Regions from separate parts of the Mus musculus genome. Here region 1 is linked to region 2. A link is a loop called in an ENCODE intact Hi-C map of the cell type or tissue named here. Cell type or tissue: left cerebral cortex. All regions are shown on one strand. Links, peaks and the distances in the headings refer to the core of each region. The heading gives the core; the rest is flanking DNA.

Region 1 (12,434 bases), core at 2,625-10,624, 200 kb before region 2:
GGATGAAGAAAGCCACTGGCTACAGCTGTCCATGAAGACATCTTGCTCAAATAATCTATGATCTAACTTTCAGATTATCCTCACACAATTTTAATATATTTATTTCTTAAGTATTTTGCTCTCTAAGACGTTTTTGGCCCAGACATTATAAAGACCACATTTAATAAGTTAAAAGATAATTTGCACAACAAAATATTTGTTCTTGAGCTGCACACAAAGCAAGTGAGAGGTAAGTTATGATATTGCATGATGAACGTTTCTTCACATGAGGACCTGACTCTGTGGTTGTTTTCCCACAGATAGTCTTAGTATGATTATGGTTTGAAAGATGACTTTCCATTTTTAGTGAAAGTACAGCTTAGTGAAAATTATGTCAATATAATAATATTATTAATGATAACAAATCAATAATCTCTGTCTCTTTCTCTCTCTGCCCTTCTCCCCATCTTATTCTAGAAATTGAACCTGTAGTTTCCCGCGTGCTAGGAAAGCACTCTGCCACTGCGTTTACCCCCCCAACCTCTTTGCTTTCGTTTGAGAGAGGGTCTTGCTGAGCAGCCTGTGCCAGCCTTCACTCACTCTGCAGTCCTGACAGGATGGCAAGCTGAATTCCTCTTTCTTAGCTTCTCCAGCGTTTGGAATGACAGGACAGGTCTGCACCACATGACCAAGTGGTGATGATTCTCTATAATGGAGGCATATATCAAGAAGTTCGGATGTCAGCTACGACTTATCCAGTAAAATTAATTACTTAACAGGGATGGGTTGTTATCAGAAACAATATGAGAAAAAATATTTTTAAGCTTACATAAAGAGTCATAACACTGAAGTGGATCAAAGAATCTCTTATTAGGAAATGTAAGTCGTAACAATTGACATTTAGTGAATCTTTATGCTTAATATTTTGCTAAGTATTTTATTGTCTTTATTTCATTTAATTTACAAAAGAGCCCTTTGAAAGATACGTACTTGGGCTGGCCAGATGGATCAGCAGGTAAAGGCATTTGCTGCCAAATATGATCACCTGAATTTGGTCCTTGAGACCCACATGATGGAAGGAGAGAGCTAACTCCAGCTAGCTGTCCTCTGATCTCCACGTACATTCCATTTATGATGGTTTGTATATGCCTGGCCCAGGGAGTGGCACTATTTGGAGTTGTGGCCTTCTTGGTGTGGGTGTGGGCTTGTTAAAGTAAGTGTGCCACTGTGGGCATGGGCATTAAGACCCTACTCCTAGCTGCCTGGAAGTCAATACTCTGCTAGAAGCCTTCAGATGAAGATGTAGAACTCTCAGCTCTTCCCACACCATGCCTGCCTGGATGCTGCCATGTTCCTGCCTTGGTGATAATGGACTGAACCTCTGACCTGTAAGCCAGCCTCAGATGTTGTCCTTATAAGAGTTGCCTTGGTCATGGTGTCTGTTTGCAGCAATAAAACCATAACTAAGACACCATGACATGCTTCTACACATTCACATTCAGACAAACATACTCACAAACAAATATGCCTGAATAAAATAAAATATATTAAATACATATTTTAATTAGCTTTATTTTAATGTTGCTGGTGCTTTGTGGAAAGCTATGTTCCTAAGGAGCATAACTTTTTTTGATCCAAAAGCTTTTTTTTCATATTAATGAAGCTCGTTCTTTTACAATTTACACATGTGTATAATGAACTCTGATCATTCTCTCTTCCTGCTGTCTTAGATCCACCCTCTATCAAGTCTCCTCCTTGCTTCCAGTCTTTCTTCAGTCTGTGACTTTTGGTTTTATTCTGTGACCCCTTTTATATAACCAGTGATCTGTGTGATCATCAGATTGGACTATCCATTGGAGCCTCAGTGGACATGAGAGGAGACCAGTGGTCACACAGTCAAGACAACACCTCACCAGTAACAATTCTGGGCAACACTGCTGTAGCAGTATCTTGGTCATGTGCCTTTTTATATGAATATCTCTTGTCTTGAAAACTTGTCAAGAGAAAAAAACATCTCTCTTTAGTTTTCATTGCCTTGGGCCCAGTAGAAGTGGACATTTATTTAGTACTTATATTTCATTAAAATGTAGCATTCCAATTTAAAGGAATACATTTAAACATTTTTCAGGTTAAATAAGGATAGTTTATGATTAAATCATCTCATTGTTTCTTAATGTGTTTATGATATATCAGATGTCTTTTTACTGCCAGTTTTCATCAAGCTAAGTCATTTGCCATTGATATAAACAAAATTACTCATAAATTCTTTGGAATGGTTTGACTGTCCCTCAAACCATTCCAAATGTGGAAACATTCATTCAGCAAATGTTTACTGAGCATTTATTAACTGCCAGGTGCTACTGCAGCAGCTGAAGATGCGGGGGCGAATAACATAGAAGCAGTGGTTTTTGTTCCTGTGAAGGTAGATTCTAGCACCAATAAATAATAGAGGCAATGCAGAAAATAAGTCAAGAGAGAGATCATGGATGCAGGAGAGTCTGTACTTCAACGTATGGAGTTGGGGAGGCTACATCATTAAGTGAAAGGTTAGCAAAGATGGAAGAGTGGGACGACCATGATCTTGGCCAGCCTAAACCGGGTGGAAAGCGTGGGTTAGCTGGAACACAGTGGCACAGCTCATTCCTTTTAAAGTTATCTGAAACAAAGGCAGGGCTTCCCTGAGCCTCGCCATTCCAGACTTGATAGATGATTATGAGACAAGTAATTCCCAGTAAAAACCATGTGCTTGAATTTGACACCAAAGTTCCTTTCAAAACATTTTAGGATAATTTCAAACCCCTCTCCTCTTGTCACTTAGGTGACTAGTTGAGATATAAATTCTTCTGAGACGTTCTTTTCTCTTTTGTTTTGGGGAGGGGTGGGTGAACCCAGGTTATTGCATGTGCTATGGGATCTGTAAGGAATGAGATGTAAACAACATAAGGAAACTATACCATGGGTGAATGTAACCATGGAAATCAAGCCTAGAGTGTGTGCGTTTGTATGATAAAATTGAAGTAAGGTAAATAAATGCCCAATGAAGTAATGTGTGAACGCCTTAGCTATGATTGGCTAAGTGTAGCTTAAATATCCCAGTCTGGCCACCGCAACTCACTCGCTCCCAAGTCCACCAACCAGGACACCCATCGGTGAACAAGCCCTCATCGTGGACTGAGCTCCAGCTGAACCCGAATGCAGAAGGACACGTCGAGAACCTCACCTGACATGCCACCATCAAGCCAGGCTAACAACATCGGGCCAGACCATCTGAGGCTCCCTCCCGCCTCTGTCCTCAATCCCGATTCGCTGACAGAATCACTCTGCCATTGAGATAATAATGCAGATTTTCCATATGTTCATTTGAGACAGGGTCTCACAGGCATGTGTGAGGTTCGTGCAGTAACTAAAGAAGGCCTTGAAGCTGTGATCCTCCTGCTTCAGCATCCAAAGCAGATTGGATTTCAGGTCTGTTCTACTAGGCAAAGTTTTTTTATCTTGTTTTTATGTTTCTGTGCCACCCTGGCATCTTCTGCCACAGACACCCATCAGCACGCTCCATGTATGTGAGGACTATTGATAGCCTTCCTAGTCATGACCAATGACCAGCTCTTATAGAAAGACAACTCTAGCTTACTCTATTTTGCCATCTAAGACTTTTACACGGGAGTCATATGCTTGGCTGACATTCACAGAACACTTTGCCTAGTAGAACAGGCCTGGAAAAAAAGAAAAGAAAAGAAAAGAAAAGAAAAGAAAAGAAAAGAAAAGAAAAGAAAAGAAAAGAAAAGAAAAGAAAAAAAATATCACCTCACTGTGGAAGCTGCAGTGTGTCTGGTGCATCACACAGGATACCTGTTTGCCCAGACAGCTTTACTTGTGAATCGCAAGGAATCATTGGTGTGGCTCTGGGCCTCTGGCTTCTGCTACAACTATCAACTACTTAAATTGTTGAATTAATCAAACATGGGGCTTCTGGGCTAGTTATTGTCTACCATTCCACTCCCCATGCAAATCCTTTCTCTCTGCTCCAAGAGGCTCTCTGCTCCACTGTGGTCGTCACCTTTCCAGATTTCCTTCCCCTTTGTCTATTGGGTGAGCCAGCTGGGGTCATGGCGCAGCCTGGAAAGGCAGGAGAGAGAGAGAGAGAGTGGTGTTGTGGAATCCATCTTTCCCAACTTGTGCACAGTTCCAGCAACGGCTGTGTTCCTCAACAGCTGGAGCTTATCCTGGGTCATCCTCTCACTGGTGCTCGGCCTTAGCAGCAGTCTCTTCATTTGCTCTTCATGGTCCATGGACTGGTAGTGGAGTCTTTCTCGCCAAGCTCTGTGTTCTGTGATCTTCACCTATCCTGTTGGTAAACCTAAATCTCTCATTAAATTTCAAAGAAATAGGAGGCCCTTTTTTTCTTTCCCTTTCTTCCTTCCTTCCTTTTTCTTTCTTTCTCTCTCTCTCTCTCACTCTCTCTCTCTTTCTTTCTCTCTTCCTCTTTCTTTCTTTCTTTCTTTCTTTCTTTCTTTCTTTCTTTCTTTCCTTCCTTCCTTCCTTCCTTCCTTCCTTTCTTTCTTTCTTTCATTCTTTCTGTTTTTGAGTATGCCATCTTTTAATTCTGACCCAGACAGCTATTTTCAAAAGAGATGAAGCACAGATTATTGGCTTTAATAAAGCCACTTTAAAGCTTTTATACGAAGATACTTACTGAAGCATCACAGTTAACAGCAAGCTGAAAACAACTTATATACAAATGTCACATCAAAATGATAAACCATTTTCATCTCCAAAGTGAGACATAGAAAGAGTAGAAAACATGGGACTAGAAGAAACAATCTCAACATGAGACACACCTTTATTGCAACCATGTAAAATTGCAAGTGTATTTGGATGAGGGTTAGACCAAATATGGAGATAATTGTGTTTGGGTATAGATTGCCTGATTTTTTAAAAAAATTAAAAGTTAATTTAAGTAAAATTTAACTCTTTAAGTGCTTCATTATCATCAGTATTATGATATAAGTATTGCGCTTAATATATATCAAGATAAATGCTCCAAGCAATGGAGAAAAAATAGTAAATATTAATATTCTTCCTCTTACATGCTTAATTATAAACCCAGACATAACTGACCTGGCTTTCAAGTTGAGCTACAAGCTTTGTATTCTGGAAATATTATTTTATGGCTAATCTTTGATAATAATCAAAGCATATGCTCTTAAAGCTAGCTTTAGAATGAACTGTAAGTAAAGGAGAGTGTGTTAGCTTGTATTCAGCTTTATTCGATGCCTTGGCTCTGAGCTTTGCAATGGGCATTCGGTAGCCTCTAGTTTTATGTGCTTGTTTTTCAGAATATCCAAGTTTCATATTTTAGTTAATATGTTCAAAGTCATAAAGTCATGTTAGCGTTCAAGGAGACAAACTAAGAGGAAAAAAATTGTTTAGCAGAGCCTTAGGTTGATTTTAGATTCTAGATTTTAGATTAGTAAAAAGAAAGTTAATGCCTCTGATGACTAAGGAAGTGCTTTTGTGATGTGCACGCTCTTCTGTAGCATTCTGAAAATGGTGTTCCAGAACACACGAACATAGTGACATTCAGTGAAACACAGCGACAGAAATCCAAGCAATGATGCCAACGCTACCACAGCTTAGATATGGTTGCTGGACATTTCCATTCAGTCCACTTTTAGGTTTTCTCCTTGTCCAATAGGAAAGCACTCAGATTCATTTTTTGCAAGAATAGACATTCCTAAGTTGAGATGGGAGTTTGGCTCTTAGGCAGACACTACCACTGAATCCCCATATCACAAAGAAAACCTGTCGGAACTCTATTCCTGAAATGCTTTATTATGGACTGCTAGCAAATTACCCCACAAGAGGTCACCAAAGCTCTAGTCTTTTGTGCGTGCTTTTCTGAATTTTGTCCTTCCTTCCATCCAACTGAGACAGATAATACGTGTCTTGGTTCTTGTTTTCTTTTGGTTTTTGTGAGACAGGGTCTTGTCTTGTAGCCCAAGCTGTCTTCAAATTCAGAGCAGTCCTGATGTTCCCGTTCTTCCAAGTGCTGAGAGTGTAGGCATGAGACTCCATGCCAAACTTTGTTTTCTACCTCAGAGAAGCGATGGAGAATCCTGGTTTATTTTGGACCAAATCAGCTTATAGAAGACTGTAGCTCTCTAGGCCAAGTCTATACCATGGGTTTCAGAGAAGTTCTTATTACAGCGTACTGTTTTTATATTTTATTTTGGGGATTTTAATTACAACATCTCACCTCTCCCTTCCCTCTAAAGCCTCCCATTCCTCTCCCTGCATCCCTTCAATGTCTCTTTGTTCACTAATTGCTATTGCATGCATATAAATACATGTACATATACATATAATCTTAACATCCTTGCCTAGTAAGATTGCAGGTGCATGTCCTGCCAGCAAGTGTCACAGTGACATCTTCCTTATGGTCTCATTTGTGGGGGCAGAGGCTGCAGGTGGAGACTTTTCTGACACCATACCTCCAGTCTCTAAATAAGAATCATTAATTTAAAATACTGTGATGTAAACATATATACAAAGAAAGGTTGTATTGTTGTGAGTTGAGGATTTAAACAACCTTATAATCTGTTTCATAGGAATGGCATTAAAAAATTAAAAATATTTGGGCTGGAAGGATAAAATATCTATAAAAATGTCAACACTGTGAATTCAGAGGCTGTTAAGCAGGATGATTTCTAAGGTTCCTTCTAGCTGGGAGATGCAAGGATTCTATTTAAATTCTCATGGTTTTGAGCTGTAGAACATTCATTTTCATTTCAGTGAGGTCTCTTTAGGTGGGGTCTTTTGTGTTTTGAATAGTTGTCTTATTCAAAACACTACAGTTTGAAATTAAAAGTTGCTCCATTTAAGATTTATTTTCTGGGGCTGGTGAGATGGCTCAGTGGGTAAGAGCACCCAACTACTCTTCCAAAGGTCCGGAGTTCAAATCCCAGCAACCACATGGTGGCTCACAACCATCCGTAATGAGATATGATGCCCTCTTCTTGAGTGTCTGAAGACAGCTACAGTCTACTTACATATAATAAATAATAAATAAATCTTAAAAAAAGATTTATTTTCTGTAGTTACCAAGATTTTGCGTTATGCTTTTAACAATAGTTATCCATTTTTTAAAATCTCTAACATCTTTTTTGATGAACATAAAGTTCAAAAATGCAAGCATAATTATGTCCCCTATTTCTTTCTGGAGAAAGAAATCATTTTAAAAGCCATGATCATAAACTATAATGCCCAAATGAATACTAAAATTCATTTCTATTTGACTTTGGTCATCTCTCAGTGGGAAAAAAAAAAGGAAAGAGGAAATAGGCTAGCCAGGAAAGTGGGGCATGAGGTGCCTCTAGTGCAGTAGTTCTCAACCTATGAGCTGCAACCCCAACAGGGGTTACACATCAGATATCCTGTATATCAGATGTTTGCATTACAATTCATAAGGGCAGTAAAATTACAGTTATGAAGCAACAACGAAAACAACTTTATGGTTGGGGGGGTCACCTCAATATGTGGAACTGTGTTAAAGGGTCGCAGCATTAGGAGAGTTGAGAAACACTGCCAAAGTGGATCAGAAGGTAAATCGCATATCCAGAATTTGAAGGAATCGAAATAAGCCATTTTAATGCCACTATAATCTGCTCTACCATCCTGGGCTAGTTTAGCTGAGGAAGCACACTGGCTATCTTCAGTTTTCTCATACTAAGCCCTGTGTGGGCACATCCAGAGGACATTTCGAGTACCCCTGGGCTACAAATAACACATCATAGGTCATCAGCTTCTAACCAGGTTTAGGAGGGTATGAGGACTGCATTCATGTCTCTCTCACTTACTTTTGGCCGGCACTGAATTCTGTCCTCAAGACTGAGGTTTGTCTTGCTCTTATGCTAAGCTCACTGAACATCTGAGGGAAAGAAGGAGCAAGAATCCAGACAAGCAACGCTGAGGCCTGCTTGTGTTCTCTTGGGGTTTCATAATTCAGACATCTGATTGCATCTTACAGTTGATGGCATTGCACAGACAGTGTCTGAGTGGCAGTCTTAAGTAATTTGATCTGTGTGAGTGCAGACCTGCTCAGAGCTCTTGATACCATCAAAACAACACTTGTTTTATGAATTGTAGTAAATGTTCTCTCTTTTTTTTGCCATCAAAACACATTTAAACATCACAGTATAATTCAACATTAGAATTAAAAGTCATCAGGCTAAAACCAGTGAAGTGGGGAGTATTATTATGTCAGCAAGACAGACACTTATCGTGGGGATGATAACCCACATTTCCTATTTTCTTTCGAATTAGTGAACAGTTTTATGAATCCTTGGAAAATAAAATACAGATTGGATAAGTTGTGTGGGATGCTGTGAATGAGATATATGTAAAAGAATTATTCCTCCCTCTGTTGCAACACATGAGACCTTTGGCCAGAAACATCAGCATCTTTTAAGGATTTGGTGGGAATAGGATCACAGGCTGCACATCACGCTTTCAAAACCAAAACCTGTACTTTATTAAGGCGCAGGGGTGATTCACAGCATGTGGCCCACAAGCAAATGATCCACAATTGTATGATCTACATGCATGTGGTCCATAACATATGATCCATAGCATGTGGTTCACAGCATATGATTCACAGTATATGATGCATAATCATGTGATCCACAACATATAATCCATAGAATGTTATCTACAACCATATGATCCATAATCATGTAATCCACGGTATGTGATCCACAGCATGTGATTCACTGCATGTGATCCACAGTATATGATCCGATTTGCAGTATGTGATCCACGAGCATATGATTCGCAGCCATGTGATCCATATCATGTGATCGGTAACCATGTGATCCATAGCATGTGATCCATAAGCAAATGATCCACAATCATATGATCTATAAGCATGTGATCCACAACATATGATCCGATTTACAATATGCGATCCACAAGCATATGACTCACAGTCATGTGATCCACATCATGTGATCTATAAAAATGTGTTCCATAGTATGTGATCTACAAGCTCCTAACAGCCTGAGAGAATGTCCTACAGTGACAGTGTCTTGATGAAAAAACAAATTGATACTAGTTAAGTAAGAAGTGCTAACAGGACCTCAGGCTCTTGCGTGTGTTACATAATTATACTAAAACAACTCCTTTTTATGTATTAAATGACAGTTCCAAGTAATATGACTCAATTACAATTTTGTCGGACTCTTCTTTTTAAACCCCTCAGTGTTTAGTAAACTAACTGCGTGGTTTGTGGATTCTGTTGTCTCAGACTTGAGGGAAAGCAGTATTGCGCAGTGTACTAAGTGTTACAGTAACAAGATGTGTGCCTCTCACACTGGGGAAGGTTTGCTATTTTAAGCAAATGTTAGCAGATGAGGATGGACTGGAGGAAGGTATGATACAGGGAAAGAGCACTCTAGAAAGGTCGAGTCACTTTCGATGACAAAAACATCAAGTCTGCTTGTCAAGAAATGGTGGCTGGAAGTCAAGTAATTATTTTCCGGGGGTGGATGGGGTGGGAAGACATGTTTTGTTGTGTTGTAGCGATGATGAGAAGAAAGCACCTCTAAAACTCTAGGAGGATTTGATGCCCACAGTTCTCTCCTTCCAGTGGGAGAACTGAGCTTGGGATCAATGTTTTGTAGAATTAGATTCTTGGATTGTGTGAATGAGGCCAGCTTCCACTTGAAGAATGAAAGCCTTTTAAGCATTTTATTATTGCCCAAAACTATGCTTGAATTCCACACACAGAAATTTCAAGTTCCCTGCATGGAGAGATGCCTGAGCGCGTGTATGCTTCTCTCTCCGTCTCTTTCTTTCTCTGTCTTGGTCTCTCTCTTTCTCTTTGTCTCTCTGTCTCTGTGTTTCTATGTCTGGGTCTCTGTGTCTGTCTGTCTGTCTCTGTTATTTTAAATAAGCTACACAGTCTATGGTCACACCACGGTACTATTGTATATCTTATTCATAGCAATAAGCTTAGCTTGAGAGGAGTTGTAAGTGATAGGTGGTCAGCCAAGGACAGGAACTTCAACACGAAGAATGTCTCAAACTAGACAAAACAAAACATTGTCCAACACATTTCCTTGCTGAACAAAGCCAGTATCCTGGGCAGGCATGATGGAGAAATGGAGGATGTATCTCCACAATTACTTTGTAAGTTCTTCAACTCATCAACACCTTTGGTAGCTTGTAACTCTCTCATTCTAGCATAAGAGACCACTTTTCTGGCACCATGTGGCTATAAAAGACAGATTCTCAACATTCACACTCAATCACAGGGCAGGTAATTTCCAGGGAAGGACCAAGGTGGTACTACTCCTGGCTTACAAATGCTGGCAGGGCTTGTGAGGTCTACTTATCTTGTCTGGTAACCCAATGGCTTGCTAATGGTATAGAAAATCAGCAGATCCTTGTTTGAGCTGCGATGGACAACTCAAGTGGTAAGAGCTAGGGAGTCAGAAACCCAGGGTGAGTTCCACTCCTTTTCCACTTTTAGAACAGGTCCGTGAGTTCACAGAACCTTGCACCCCAAGCTTGTGGCCAGAAACTATGAAACATGATGGTGGTAAAGTAGAATATTCATGCTTCTGGTTTGGTTCTCATTATCCTGATTTTGCTTTGAGAAACACACCTCCATTCCCAGTCTATGTATTTCAAGTAAAATGCAGTCCAGAGCATGCAGCCTATTTATGCAATGCTGACATTTACATTTCTAATTATCACTCAAAGGGTGGAAGGATTAAAAATAATAGTCATGATGGGAAACTACATAGAACTTAAAGTGTCGAACAATAAGGTGTTACTATACATAGCGTGTTCACGCCACATATGTCTGCTTTGCTCTACAAGGGCAGAGTGAGATGACTGCAAGTGACCATACATCCTGCAAAGCCTGAAGTACCTCTTTCTTGGCTCTGTATGGGAAAGCTTTGTGAAGCCATGTTCTAGACCATCACTGAGCCCATCACTGCAGTGAACAGTCCGTGTCTTACTCAAGATGAGGTGCCTGAATCTTCTTTGAGCTATTGGAAGAATGACTGTCTCTTCCGAGTTGGCCCTTAAGAAGAAGGGAAGGGCCCAATCAAGTTTGTCTCACACCTTCCCAAATCTGGAATCTTCAGCTCTCTGATTATCAGAATGGCTAAAATTGGCTTTTGCTACTTACAGGCAAAGACATTTAACAGATAAAGTCTACTGTATGTGTGGGGAGAGAGGATTAGGTAATTTCCAAGATCCTGATGTATCCTGGAAACAGTAACTTCCTGGCAGAAGAAGGGAAGTCAGTCTCAGCTGTCATCTTCTGTAGGACCTGAGAACATACTGTTCTGGGGAGAAAGCCTTCAAGCTGGCAATACAGGGAAGGCTGGCGCTGCTCAAGAACCCATTTCACAGGACATCTTAGCCTTTCAGAAACAGCAGCCTTAGGCAACTTCGGGACTAGAGATCTTTGTACTAGAATTATTCATACAACATCCAACTTATCTCTTGTAGACCCTTAATTCCATGCACAGAGCAACAACACTACTGTATCTTTAATTCCAATGAAGTGGATGAGGTTGTGCACAGAGGAAACAAACACCTCATTTATAATGAAGGAAGGACTAGGTGGGTGCTTTGGGTTTTCAGAATATTAGCTATTATGAAATATAGGCTCATTACAAAGTAAGAACATACATACATATACCATTTTCATCATTAAATAAGTAGAAATTACTTTTTTCTATTAACTAATCCTTCTTCTTGTCAATTAAACAGCACTGGTTCCTTCTGCCCAGTATCTCAAGGGAAAGACATGGCACAACAGCAAATAGAAATAAAAGAAATCAAAACAATCCTCCAAAAACTGTTGAAAAATTCAGATAAAACCTTCCAACATTAGAACAGTGGAGAATCACTTGGTACAGATAAAGCCAAAATAGCATGGGTGGCTGCTTTTACCTTATGGTGAGATTGTCTCCAGGTTATACATATTTAAAAGAATGAGAGAAAGAAGGAAGAGAGAGGATGGGGTGGCATTGTAAATGGTGGGTTTCAGAAAGAGAGAGAGAGAGAGAAACAGAGACAGAGTAAGACAAAGAGAAAGAGGGAGACAGAGAGATAGAGAGAGACACACAGGGACAACCAAGCTCTCTGATCCCAGCTCAGATCATCATTGTTGGCTCTTCTGCAGATGTGGGTAGGTCTCCAGGAAGAAGTCAGGGGCACTGGTATAAGGCTGTAGACCTGGTGTGGGACACACACTGAGATTAGCAGACCTCCATCTTTTCCCCTCTTTCCTGCTATTCACGTTATCAACAGTCTTTCCTTAGCAAAAAGAATCTCAAGGCAAAATGTGGTAAAATTCTCCAACAGCTCTGTGAGTAAAGAGACCCACATTTACTAGGTTGATTTTCACAGTCCCCTTCCCCAGCATCGGAGCT
Region 2 (11,828 bases), core at 3,829-11,828:
CCTGCCCCTGCCTCTCCATCTCTTGAGATAAGGTCTTCCCAAGTGATTCCTCATCCAGTGGTCTAGCCTTCCCTACATAGGTTCAAAAGGAGAAAATAGCCAAGAAAAGAATGCATAAGCCATTAATTTGAGTGTGCCTATTGCTCTTAGAGCAAGGTTAGACATTAAAACAGAGGACACAAATCAACAAACAAGTAAAGCATTAAGCAGGAAGGTAGCTCTTGGTCTTTATAAAACCATTGAGAATCCTTTCCTTTGCTTTTCCTTAATGGGAAAGCTTTGAGAGATTTTGTCTGAAATACAGCCTGCATCTTACACTGGTTGTCATACTGTTTGGACACCCTTCCACATCATGCCTCTTACTGGAACAGTAAGTTTTGTTTACTGTTTTCTTATTTAATAAGGAGAGCAAATGTTCGCAGGTGTTTTAACCAGCACAATGTGGTAAACAGGGATTTGACAAGCTAGTGATGTTCCAAGCCAGGATGCTCTGACTGCTTGGAACTCTGGGAATCCTGATCATTGCAATTTAGTTTTATAAAAATGACAAACTTGTTCTAGAAAATCCCCTTCCATTGCTGCACTCGCTGGTTCCGGGTTTAGAGCCCTTTGGGGATGAGATTTCAAGTCAGGATTTGTGGAAAAAATAGGTTTAGGATTTTACTTTCTTATTTCCTACAACAGTCTTAATGTCTGTGCCTTATGCTCACCACTCAGTCAACAACAAACAAACAAAATACCTTGTGATCCTAAATGCAGGGGTTTTCCATTGCACCTTTCTATAGAATGCCAGTTGCTTGCAATCTATAACCCTGGATGGAAAATGAATGGGGGAGGGGCAGAAAGGCGAGAGCAAGAGTCAAAAGAACGAGCACAATGCAGTTTCCCCCATAGAGTTTTTCTTTTTTTTTACTCTAAGCATCATTCACAGAAATTTGGTATCCATGGAGACAGATGCAATACATGCTGAGGTTACATATTATCATCAAACACAAAAGGCTATCTATTCCATCTGATGCTATGTTTAAGATGTGAGAACAGATTTTGAAAAAAGTATTGAATAATTAATTGAGTTCATGTCTTGTGTAGGGAGCAGGTGTGCAAGGAAGGGTAAGCCCAAACTATACAGCAAATGACACTGGATCGTTTATCTCCATGTAAGAGTGTCAATAATCCTTAGTATTCTAGCTATTTTAATATCACCTGTGAAAATGTTTCCATTGTGAATTTAAATGTTAACCCTGCCTGGGGTTAAAGGAAATATTGTCAAGTAGGAGATGAAAATTTCCTGTGGCCTTTATCATAAAGGATGATAAACAAGAAGGATGCCCAGAAAATCAATAAGAATATAGCAGCCTTTCAGGCTAGTGATCAACAAACGGGCAAAGCAGGAAAGTAAAATAAACAACTGAGAAAGAAGCGCTCGACAGTGTGTTGACTTTACCATCGCAAAGAGCGAAGAGTGCATTCAGAGGATGAGAGAGGAAGGAGCACATAAGAAACCATTCAAGGGAGATGGTGTGGTGTATAACCAGGAACCAGAAGCTCCTATGACTTCTGGGAGACTCCATGGAGACAATGCCCTTGGATGATCACACACAGCAGACACTGTACTCTAGCAGTGCCACTGATAGAAGAAAAGCAGACAGGTTCACTGATGGCAGCCCGAGAACCCAAGTCTACCTGTTTCTGTCTCCCTAGAGCTGGGATTACAAGTGTATATATCACCATGACTGGCTCTTTTTTATGGGTAATAGGAACGTGTGCTTTCAAGACACGCACTTTATTATGTGAACCATCTCCTGCCTCATTCGTGTCTCAGTTGTTCAATAAAGTATGTGATTTCTTCCCTTTGGGTTCCTGTAAGCTAGACTAGACTCCTAGTAGAGCTGAACCTCTGGAGTGATGCTTGATGTGTTTGTAGAATCTTCTTTCGGTCTCTGGACTAAAGTATCTGATGTTCACATCTATTCTCCACCAACATCATTTATTCATGAGTTCAGTCATTACACAGCTACGTATGGGTCGTCTGTTTAACGCAGAGTGCTGTGCCAAACGCTGAAAACACATTACAGAGAAAGCTATGGAGATCTAACCAATAGTCTTAAAACGTTTAATTCCAAATAATGATTTATGATTGAATACTTAAGAAGACAGCCTGAAAAATAATGACTTGTTTTTAATCAATAGAGTATTCCTAAAGAAAATGTGTGGGTTATCTTTTGTTCAGTGAAATTTAGTTTTCAATGCTCTCAGGGAGCTAGTTATTTTAATATATCTTGTATAGTCAACAATGAAGCTCTGATATATTTCTCCCTTTTCACTGATAGTTTCTTAGTGTTTACCAATTTTATAATGGCTCAAAAAAAATCAGTCATCTTTAAATGCCTGTCTTGAAAAGGACTAAAAATTACTTTCCAATTTTAAGTGTATAAAGACAATTTCCAGTAAAGAAACTTTTATATAATATTGGAAATGGTGTAATTAATCACTAGATTACCTAATAATTATATGTCTATGTTGAAAAAATAAATCCCTTATCAATATAAAAGTCAATCAATGAGTGAAACAAAATACAAACCTTGGAGAAATGCACTGTTATAATGACAAGAAATATATTAGCTATCCTGTCCAACACAAGTCTTTTTCTTTAAAAGACATGGTCTTATTGTGTAGCCCCAGCTGGCCTGGAACTCCTAAAGAGATGCCTACTGGATGCTAGTATTAGAGATGTGCTTCACCACACTTCTAGTTTCCTAAAGAAATGGGCTTTGGCAAACTTTTTGCCTTAGGATCTGTGTTCTGTGATGCATTAGTATGCCAGGGCTTTTGTAGCAAAATCCCCAAGACTATGTGTCTTGAACAATAGAAATTTATTTCTTAACAGTCTGAAAAACAAGATTTAATCATAGTTTCTCCTAAAGTCTATCTCCTTGGAGTACAGACGCCCCTTTCCTCTGTGTATCTTCACATGGTCTTACTACTGTGTGCATCTGTGTCCTTATCCTACTATGTGCTTCTGTGTCCTTATCCTACTATGTGCTTCTGTGTCCTTATCCTACTATGTACACCTGTGTCCTTATCCTACTATGTGCATCTGTGTCCTTATCCTACTATGTGCTTCTGTGTCCTTATCCTACTATGTGCATCTGTGTCCTTATCCTACTATGTGTGTCTGTGTTCTTATCCTTCAGGGTGTCTATGTCCTTACCTTACCTTATAATGACACCAGCCTTTGGACTAGAACCCACACCTGTTCCTACTTCACTGTTATTATCCATTCCTATCTCCATTTTCTACCCTTCTATCCAAATGATGTTGTGTTTGCCTCTAGAAGAAGCAAGATTCATCGTCACCTAAGTGCCAGCATCTTTGTAAGGACTGGCATCTCAGCAAGGATTGTTTCTGCATCTCTAGCACCCTTTGCTTCTACTGAAGCATCTTCTGCTCACCTCAAGCATGCTCTCTTCTTTACATCTGCTTGTGGTTCCTTCCGACTTTACATCAGATGTGACTCTACTGAAAAAGACACCACTCTTAAGACAAGAGTCTGGTGCTGGTTTCTTGTCACTGAGCCGTGGTCCCAGGATTTTCCCCATGGCATTGTCCACTACTTGGTAACAAAATTGCAAGTCTTCATTCACCCCAAGATTATATTGCTAATAAGAACACAGCAATTTCAAAGCCCTTCTTGGAAACCTTCAATAATCATGGTTCCTGGTGGTTAACAGTCAAACTCCATTTTTATCTTTTATCATTTCACTGGACTGCCATGTGGAGGCATAGCACATTTTTCCTTTCCTACATCTTATATTTCTATCATTCTGAACCTACCAGCCAGTCTCTGAACATAATCTGTGTCTTCCTGCTTAAGGACAAAGGGACCCTCACAGGTTGCACAGTTCTTCCCATGGGGGCATACTCTTTCTTTTCCCTGAATTTCTGTTGTTGTTGTTTTTTCCTTTCAGGGAACTTGTGGCCTCTTACTGCTATCATCAAGACATGTCTGTTAAACCTGGTGCCAAGGAGAGGACCTTCCCAGACAGAGATCAAATTCCCTCTGTCTGTACTCCCAAAGGCGTGCTGGGTATATACTACTGGATCCTTCTACAAATACATCCAAAAAAAAAAAAGTTTCATGAATGCATTTCACATCTGTAAACGATCTGAGAAATTCATCATCTTAGAGTACAGCAGGAGGAGAATTGTGTTTTTAAATATTTCAATGGAGAAAATACACAGCTGAATTATAACGGAAGGAAAGTGAGAGTGGTCATTTCTCTGAGTCACGGGCTATGGGCTATTTAAGAAAGGGATTAAGAAAGGAAATGAAAAGGCTAAAAATAAGGTCACTCCCTTTAGATTATTTTTACAAATGATAAATTGCAAAAGATGTGGTCATTTCAAATGCTGTACTCCAAAAATATTCTAAAGTGTGTGTTAAATAGTGGTGCCTGCAGAACAATCCTGTCATAGTTTAATTCCAGTGACCTTAACCTTTACATTACTGTGGTGTTGGGAGTCAGATAGAAACCAACATCGTCATTAGTATTGATGCAGATATACTGTTATATGGACCCTCACATTTCTCTCAGTTATAAGTGTCAGGGAGAAGAGAATGGATGGCCAAGTTTAGGAACCATGATCAGGTATGTTGAAATCATTAAGCTTTTCCAATTAAAATGTGACAGACAATGTAGATAGCCAGCATTGACGACCTAAGACAAAAATAGAGAACTGACTGACCACCGTAACTGACTACATGATCTTGCCTGGGGTGCCGTAGGAAGGTACCATGTACTCTCTGATTTACACAACATAAGCCAATAACCTCACAGCTCTGCAGACTGGAACTCAGTGGAAGGGGCCAATGGAGTTAGTGTCTGGAAGAAACTCCCAAACTGGCAGACAGCAGCCCCCATTCTACCCTCATGACAGAGAAGGTCAAGACAGAGGGACCTCCATCCTCTTAAAGGTACCCACAGATTTCTCAGCTTTGGGCCCCACTCTTAAAGCTCACTCAGCTTTGGTGGACTTCATAAAAGCTTCTCTATCTTCATTCTCCATCTTTCCTAGGATACCAGATTCACTTTTGTCAAAAATATAAATGAATCTCATTTCCAGGGCTAATTCTCCATTTTTATCCAGCTTTTACTTCACAAAGATGATCATTGAAATACTCCATTAGGCTTCCAAGACACCACCCTCTTCCAGCTTTTCTGGGATCTCCTGCTAGCTTCTTCTCATTCTTTTTTGCCGTTTGTTTGTTTTTGTTTTTGTTTTTGTTTTTGTTTTCTTTCTGATGACTTAACAACAGACTGCCCACATCTTTGTGCTATGAAATCATTCCATCTGCACTCTCATCAACTGCCATGGTTTGATGGATTAAACAATGGTGTACAAACCCACATAGCCCACGGTGCACTCTCAACGCCAGGCTTATCTAGTCAACTGCCTATCTGATACTTCCATGCAGATATCTCACAGGGAAAGATATCATATTAAATCCTTATCCTCACCTGAAAATCTGTACCCCCCACTCTTAATCAATATTAGCTCTGTTTTTCCACTTGATTGAAAAATTTTGAGAAACCATTACTTCCTCTTGGTAAACTCCTTATATGTCTAAACCAATACATTTCCCAATGGGTTGTCTTACCAACTTATTGTCTCTAAGATCACAATCTAACCCTAAGGCAACACTTCTAATCAATCCCACCAAAGCATCCTGGTGCATTATCACCACGATCTTTGACTTGTGTATTACAACAGTTTCTTTGTTAGACTCCTTTCTTCCATATTGACCTTAACATAGCTGCTGGAACGACCATGCTAAAATTAAACCATATCTCATTTAAAGACCCAAGTCAATTACAATAAATGTAATTTATTTAATTCTTACAGCAACTTAGAAAGCCCTCCAAGATCTGCTAGATCCATTGCCATCATCTGTAACTCACCATCCATTCCACTCCTCAAAGCCTTTGTGTTTGTGTCATCCTCTTGTCTGAATGCCATCTGACTTTTGTTCCTTTGTCAACCTTGAGTCTGAACTCTAATATTCCCTCACACTGAGTTCTTGCTAAGATACTTGATAGAGCACAAACCTTTATCTAACTTACTGTCTCCTTATGTTTTTTGACAATATATTACCATCCCATGTCTTATACAACCTCATACTCATTAAGAGGACTTATTTTCTTCACAAGAATCCAAGTTTCATGAAGACAAGACTCCTCATGCAGTCTTTCCTGTATTAGTGAATGGTGACTCTGTTTAAGCCAACCACCTGGGAGCTGTCATGATTCCCTTTCTGTATCTTAGGTCTTCAAGCTACAGAGAGAGAGAGAGAGAGAGAGAGGGGGGGGTATGCACGGCAGTCCTAGAACCTGGATATTTTACCTGCGCATGCGCACGGCTCTTACCCACGTACCCACGTTCAGGCTAAGATGATCTCTCGGCAGTGCAGTGGGACCCTACGCTTTTGCTCACGATCCACAGAAGTCTGTCTGCTATTGAAACCATCTGAGAGGACCGCCCTTCCTGGAAACAAGTTCTACTCTTCCTATTCAGGTCCTTGGCATTCCTCCACGAAGCCATTCCCTCAGTCTCTCTGTTCACTCTCATAAATCACCCATCTCCCTTTCCTAGTCTTTCAGTATGGAGGCATGGACCCGAAATGCACACGTGACCGGCTTCTTGCCCACATTCAGATTTCTACTCCAAGTCTCTTTATCAGAGAGCTTCTCCGACCATCACAGCCAAAATAGCAAAGTGTGAACTCCACGGACAATCACACACGCTGCTCTAGCTTCTGCCGCACTTTATTCTAAAGCCTTTCTTACAACCTGACATCACGTGTTTACTTATCTTTAGGTTGGTTTTGTTTGTTTGTTTTTAAATTTAAAATCTCACTTAGTAGCCCAGGGTGAGCTTGATCCTGCCTCAGCCTCCCAAGTCCTAGGATGACAAATGTGTTCTATCATACAGGATTTTAATTTATTTTTAATCACATCTCTTCACCCTCAAAATGTAAAGTCTGTGTAAGAAAAATACTCTATTTACTATTGCGTCCTCATTGCTAGGATTAGAGTCTTTAATTCCCAGGGTTTCCTAAGATCACGGGTGTAAATAAATAACTAGTTTCTCATTTATATATATATATATACAGAGAGAGAGAGAGAGAGAGAGAGAGAGACTTGGGACTTTCCAATGTTGTGTCTCTCTCAAACATTTTCTTTACCCTATCTAAGGAGACATTTGATTGCATAATCTGAGTCACATACTCCTGTTATAGGTCTGTCATTGCTGTGGGATTAACAGGACAGGACAGGAAACCTAAAAGAGAGAGGAGGAAAAGAAAAATAGGTTTTCCTTATAGAATCAGGGGTGGGAATGGAGTGGGGCGGACTCGGGGGAAGCAGAAACAACAGATGGGAACTGCAGAGATTTTCAAGAGTGGGAAGGAAAATACAGGGATTAGCTGGGGCCCCTGGCAGAGGGACCGTCCCTAAATAGCTGTACCTCAGTACACTCTGGGAGAGGAAGCAGTTAGCTCAGGCAAGCCTGCATGGATGCACTGTGTCTTGCCTCTTAAGTGACTTTTGTGGGGAGTGAGCAGGGATCGCCCTGTTTTAATAATCCTGAGAAGCTGAGGGAAGGAGGGAGAAGCCAGAGCCACGTGGATTTCCTTTTTCCCTGCACCTCCTAAGGTGCTCCAGCCCATTTGCACAGTTCTGTATAGGTTGCTCTAGGGATATGTTAACAATTAGTTTTCTAGTTAAAGATAAAAATCAGTAAGTCAGAAATAAGCAACAAGCTGTCACGTGGCACGTGCACATCAACTCACACACAGCAACATGGGAAGCTTGCTACCATCGCTTGGCTCAGCCTGTCTTGTCTTGTTTTTGTGTTTGTTTGTTTGTTTGTTTTTTTTATCATTTTCAAACACCTAACTCGACAGAATGAAAACTCTTAAACCATTGCTTCGGATTGTAGTAAAATGTTTCCTGGGTTCTCCCGAGAGTGGGGCACCTCAGCTAATCACAGGCGCGCACACACACTCTTCCCATAGTACAGTACTTTAAAATTAATAGCACATGCTGAGGAAAAACTAAACCCTTTGACGTCACTCTCGAAATGAGGAAACATAAACAGAAAAGGCTCCACTCCAGTAAGCTGCTGGCGCAGAAGCCGATTGGTCTCCGGTTTTCCCTGCCTGTGGCAACTGACAGGCTCAGCCAGCCTCCCAGGCCGGCTGCCTGCTCACCCAGCCAGTCGCTAGCTCTGGGCACTGCAGCAGGCTCGGCTCTGTCCCAGCGCTCGCTTGCTTGCTCGCTCGCTCGGCTGGGAGAAAAGTGGTGTCCTCGCCCAGAGAGCCTCTCTCTCCCTTCCTTCTTTCTCGAGCTCTCTGAGTCCTTTGGCGTTTCTTTCTTTCTTTCCTTTTTTTTTTTTTTTTAATATTTTCTTTTTCTTTCTATAAAACTTGCATAATTATACTGCTAATCCTGGATGAGGTTGCTGGATTCTGCAGCACAAATCTTCATGAACAAGCCGCACCGCTCAGAGATTTCACAGCATTCAAAGGTCACAGAACTGCCACTATGGTTAAATGTCTTGTTTAATGGTTGAGGTATGTACAACAAATTTAAGCGGCAAGTTCATTTTACTTGAGAGTTCCGAGTCGCAGGGAGACAGGCGCCAGGGTTTTTGTTTTTATTGAAAATGGACCCGGACCTATATATACGTATATATATGTATTTTTGTCTGTGATTGTTCCTACAGCAACCAGCTTTTGAATTTCCTTCCTTTTTCTAAGCAAACTGACTAAGCGTTGTGCCCTGAATTAACTCTTCGAGGGCAACAGGGTTTAGCAGGAGAGTGGGCATTCTCTGAACTTTGAGCCCTCGTAGAAACCCTCCACCCCACCCCACCCCCCACGTCTTTAAATGAGTGCAGTATTTCTTCTCCATTATAAATTTTAGAATTGGGTCATTTTTCAGTTCTGGTAGGACGGGGCAGGAAAATGTTGGTGAAGGGTTGTGAACCACTGGAGGAGAAAATCAGGTTGATTTGTTGATTTGCTTTCTCTTGGGTTTGTTGGTTGGTCGGGAGCAGACCTCAAAATGAGGAAAGTAGAGCTGACAACACAAGGGAACAGCTGGCAGTGAGAGAGAACAGAGGCGATGGGTAGAGGGCTGGGGGGGGGGGGTGAGAAAAATCTGCTTTATTATCTTGCTGCATTTTATAAAAAGTCTATTTTCAATCTCAAAGTTAACAGGAGAGATGTAGATTTGAGTTATGTGGGCAATGATGTAAGTCTTACTGTTTACAAAGGAAAAGAAAAGTTTATCATCACTGCAAGATTAAGTAATTATCTTTTCCTGAAGGGTTTGAAAGCAGAGTCAGATATTTAATTAGGGACTTAAGTGATGGAGTCTGGGGACTAATTAATCATCCAAAAATTCAGCTCTTCGTGTGCTCTGGCCAGAGAGCATTGCAAGAGAGGAAACAAGGCAGGCACATATACCCATGCACAGTAAACTGCCTAGCTCACTAGCTGCTGCAGAAGGCACAGCTGAACACAGAGCTAAGGGTTTCAGCCACGCATTATTCTGTGTCTAAGGGGACCTTGCTGGGAACCTTCCCTGTCTGACAGTCAATTTTTATAAAAGCAATTCAAATAGCACACAGTTACCATAGGCTTCCTTATCTGAGAGTTATGCAATAACAGATGAGACAGAATTATTCGAAACCATTCCCCCCTGCTCCACAGTTTCTAACTTGTTCTCCTTAAAGTTTCTATTCTCAACACTGAGAACTAGAAATCTGTGAAACTGGGTCAGTATCAGTAGCCCTGAGAACACAGGCATAAACGCTGCATTCTCAAGGGTTAACAGTTAACTGCCTAGTGTACCTAGCTAAGAACAGCGAAAATATTAGCTGGGAGTTGCAGAGGGTGTGCTGTGAATGGACAATTGCTTTTCCGCAGCGCCTGCTGGGGAACAAGGACTTTGTGTGTCATGAATGCACGACTGCAGCTCCTCCATTTCCTCTGCTTTATCTTTTATTACTGGCTGGGGTAACAAAGAGGTGCCAGTGGAGCTGTCTTGAGTGACATTTGCTCCAGTAAAATGAAGTCCCTTTTTATTGCCAGTAGGAGCTCAAAGTTAACTAGCAACAACTCCCAAATCCAGATTCTCCTGACAAGGCTTTCTACCTGACTCTGAGCTGTCTGATTTCAGAGGCTCCACTCATCTGAGCATGTGCCAACGTCAGGGAAGAGTGTTACAGCAAAATGGTTTGGAGAAACTATTTTTTGAATGAAGCTACTTAGGACAAGGATGGAAAAATCCAAGATGTGTCAGAGACAGGCATCAGTTTAAAGAAAACAATGGCACCAGGACACCTTTTTAACACTGTCCACTGTGTTTGGCACAAAGCCACCCATTGTTGAAACTGAACAAAAACCCTAGCTAAAATGTTTGCCGAGAATTTGCCAAGCATACCTTGTAAGTGACCTAAAATAACTTTAAACCTGGAATTTTTAACTGTTTTGAGAAATGATTTTTGGTGTTAAATTCCAGATGAAAATGTAATCTAGAAGCTGTCAATGATCAAGACGAGGGCATCCCGATGTCAGATGGTGTTGTTCTCAGCCAAAAGAAGGGTGTAACACGCAAAACTAAACTGGTCAAGCTGCATCCAAGTGGGAATGTATCACCTGGAAACACCTCTGTCCAGTAACCATTCTTCCAGGGTCTAATTTGCTGTTTGCCAACAAGGGAAGCAGCTTGTTGACTCACGTGGCATAGTGTTAGAAGGAATTTATTAGGCAAGAAGCCAATCCAGCTCACGTCTACAAGTCCTTCATTACATTAAAGACAACTGTCACATTTAAGCATCAGAGAGGATTTGTGAACATCTAGTTAAGAGCTGTTTGATGTAGTTTATCTCACAATCCAGAGGTTCCATACAACGTAGGAAGGAGCACTCCAACTACATGAACCGTCCCAAGAATTCACCATGCTGCAGTTCACATAGATCAGTGGGGTCTTGAGTCAGGTAGAAGTGTTTCTTAGCAGGTACAGCTCCCTGAGAAAACAAAATGTTGGCATTTGAAGATTTACCTGGTCCCTCACACTGTAGTGAAGCCATTCCCATAATTGCTCCGTGATGGTAGCGCCCTCATTTCCTTAACATTTGCACTCCAGGAGCACAGCTTTCTCCCACAGGAGTGTCCTGGACGCTCAGCACCTTCACTCATGACATGGTGCCTACTCGGTTCCTTAGTAGACTTGAAAGTGCTTGATATTGAGATGTGAGGAGAAGAAAGAAAAGAAACTGTAGGGACCCAAAGTGACTAATGTCTATATACCAGGCATGTTTAGAAATTTAGCAAGAAGAAAATGTGTCAGTGTTCTAATGTTAAGTCAAAGCATTTAAATTCCCACCCCAAGGATTATTTAACCATTTGAACAGGTTAGCTTTTAATTAAGAGAGTGAACAGAAGAGAGTAGCGGATAGGACCCTCTGGTCCAGGACTCACACCCTCATTTAGGCAGCATCCAGCTGGTCGACACCAAGCCACTCAGTCACCCTTGACTCTAGTGTTTTCATCTGTACTACAAACTGTTGCATTAGATTATTTCTAACATTCCTTTAGGACAAACATTTTTATAGTGTTTTTACTTTCAGCCAGAGGCTTGCTGTTATTTGTAAATGTGAAAAGTGATAAACTTTTATTCAAAAAAAAATATCACAAATGATCCACTGCTGCTGTTCATGCTTCCAGCGTGTCAAACAAACCTGAAGAAAACACAAAGACA

Evidence for each region. Hi-C counts contacts between places; a loop is a spot of excess contacts. Peaks named below come from ENCODE experiments on the same cell type or tissue, not always from the same donor. Only the 100,000 strongest peaks of a DNase experiment are listed, where the experiment ranks them.
Region 1: it touches region 2 in a loop (2.3-fold over the local background); 4 of 42 quality-filtered maps call a loop at or near these places.

What each region holds. Positions count from the first base shown.
Region 1 is chr10:20,921,529-20,933,962 of GRCm38, reverse strand. No RefSeq gene overlaps it. Among named protein-coding and RNA genes, the nearest start is that of Ahi1, 25 kb to the left of the region's middle. In left cerebral cortex, for the core only: a CTCF peak has its summit at 5,838 (motif pointing right); a DNase peak (open chromatin) is centred at 5,875.
Region 2 is chr10:20,721,480-20,733,307 of GRCm38, reverse strand. It overlaps a transcript of Pde7b not described here. Among named protein-coding and RNA genes, the nearest start is that of Gm33510, 110 kb to the left of the region's middle. In left cerebral cortex, for the core only: a CTCF peak has its summit at 8,282; DNase peaks (open chromatin) are centred at 8,233, 8,631, 9,676, 10,153 and 2 more places; H3K4me3 peaks cover 2,920 bases; H3K27ac peaks cover 3,093 bases.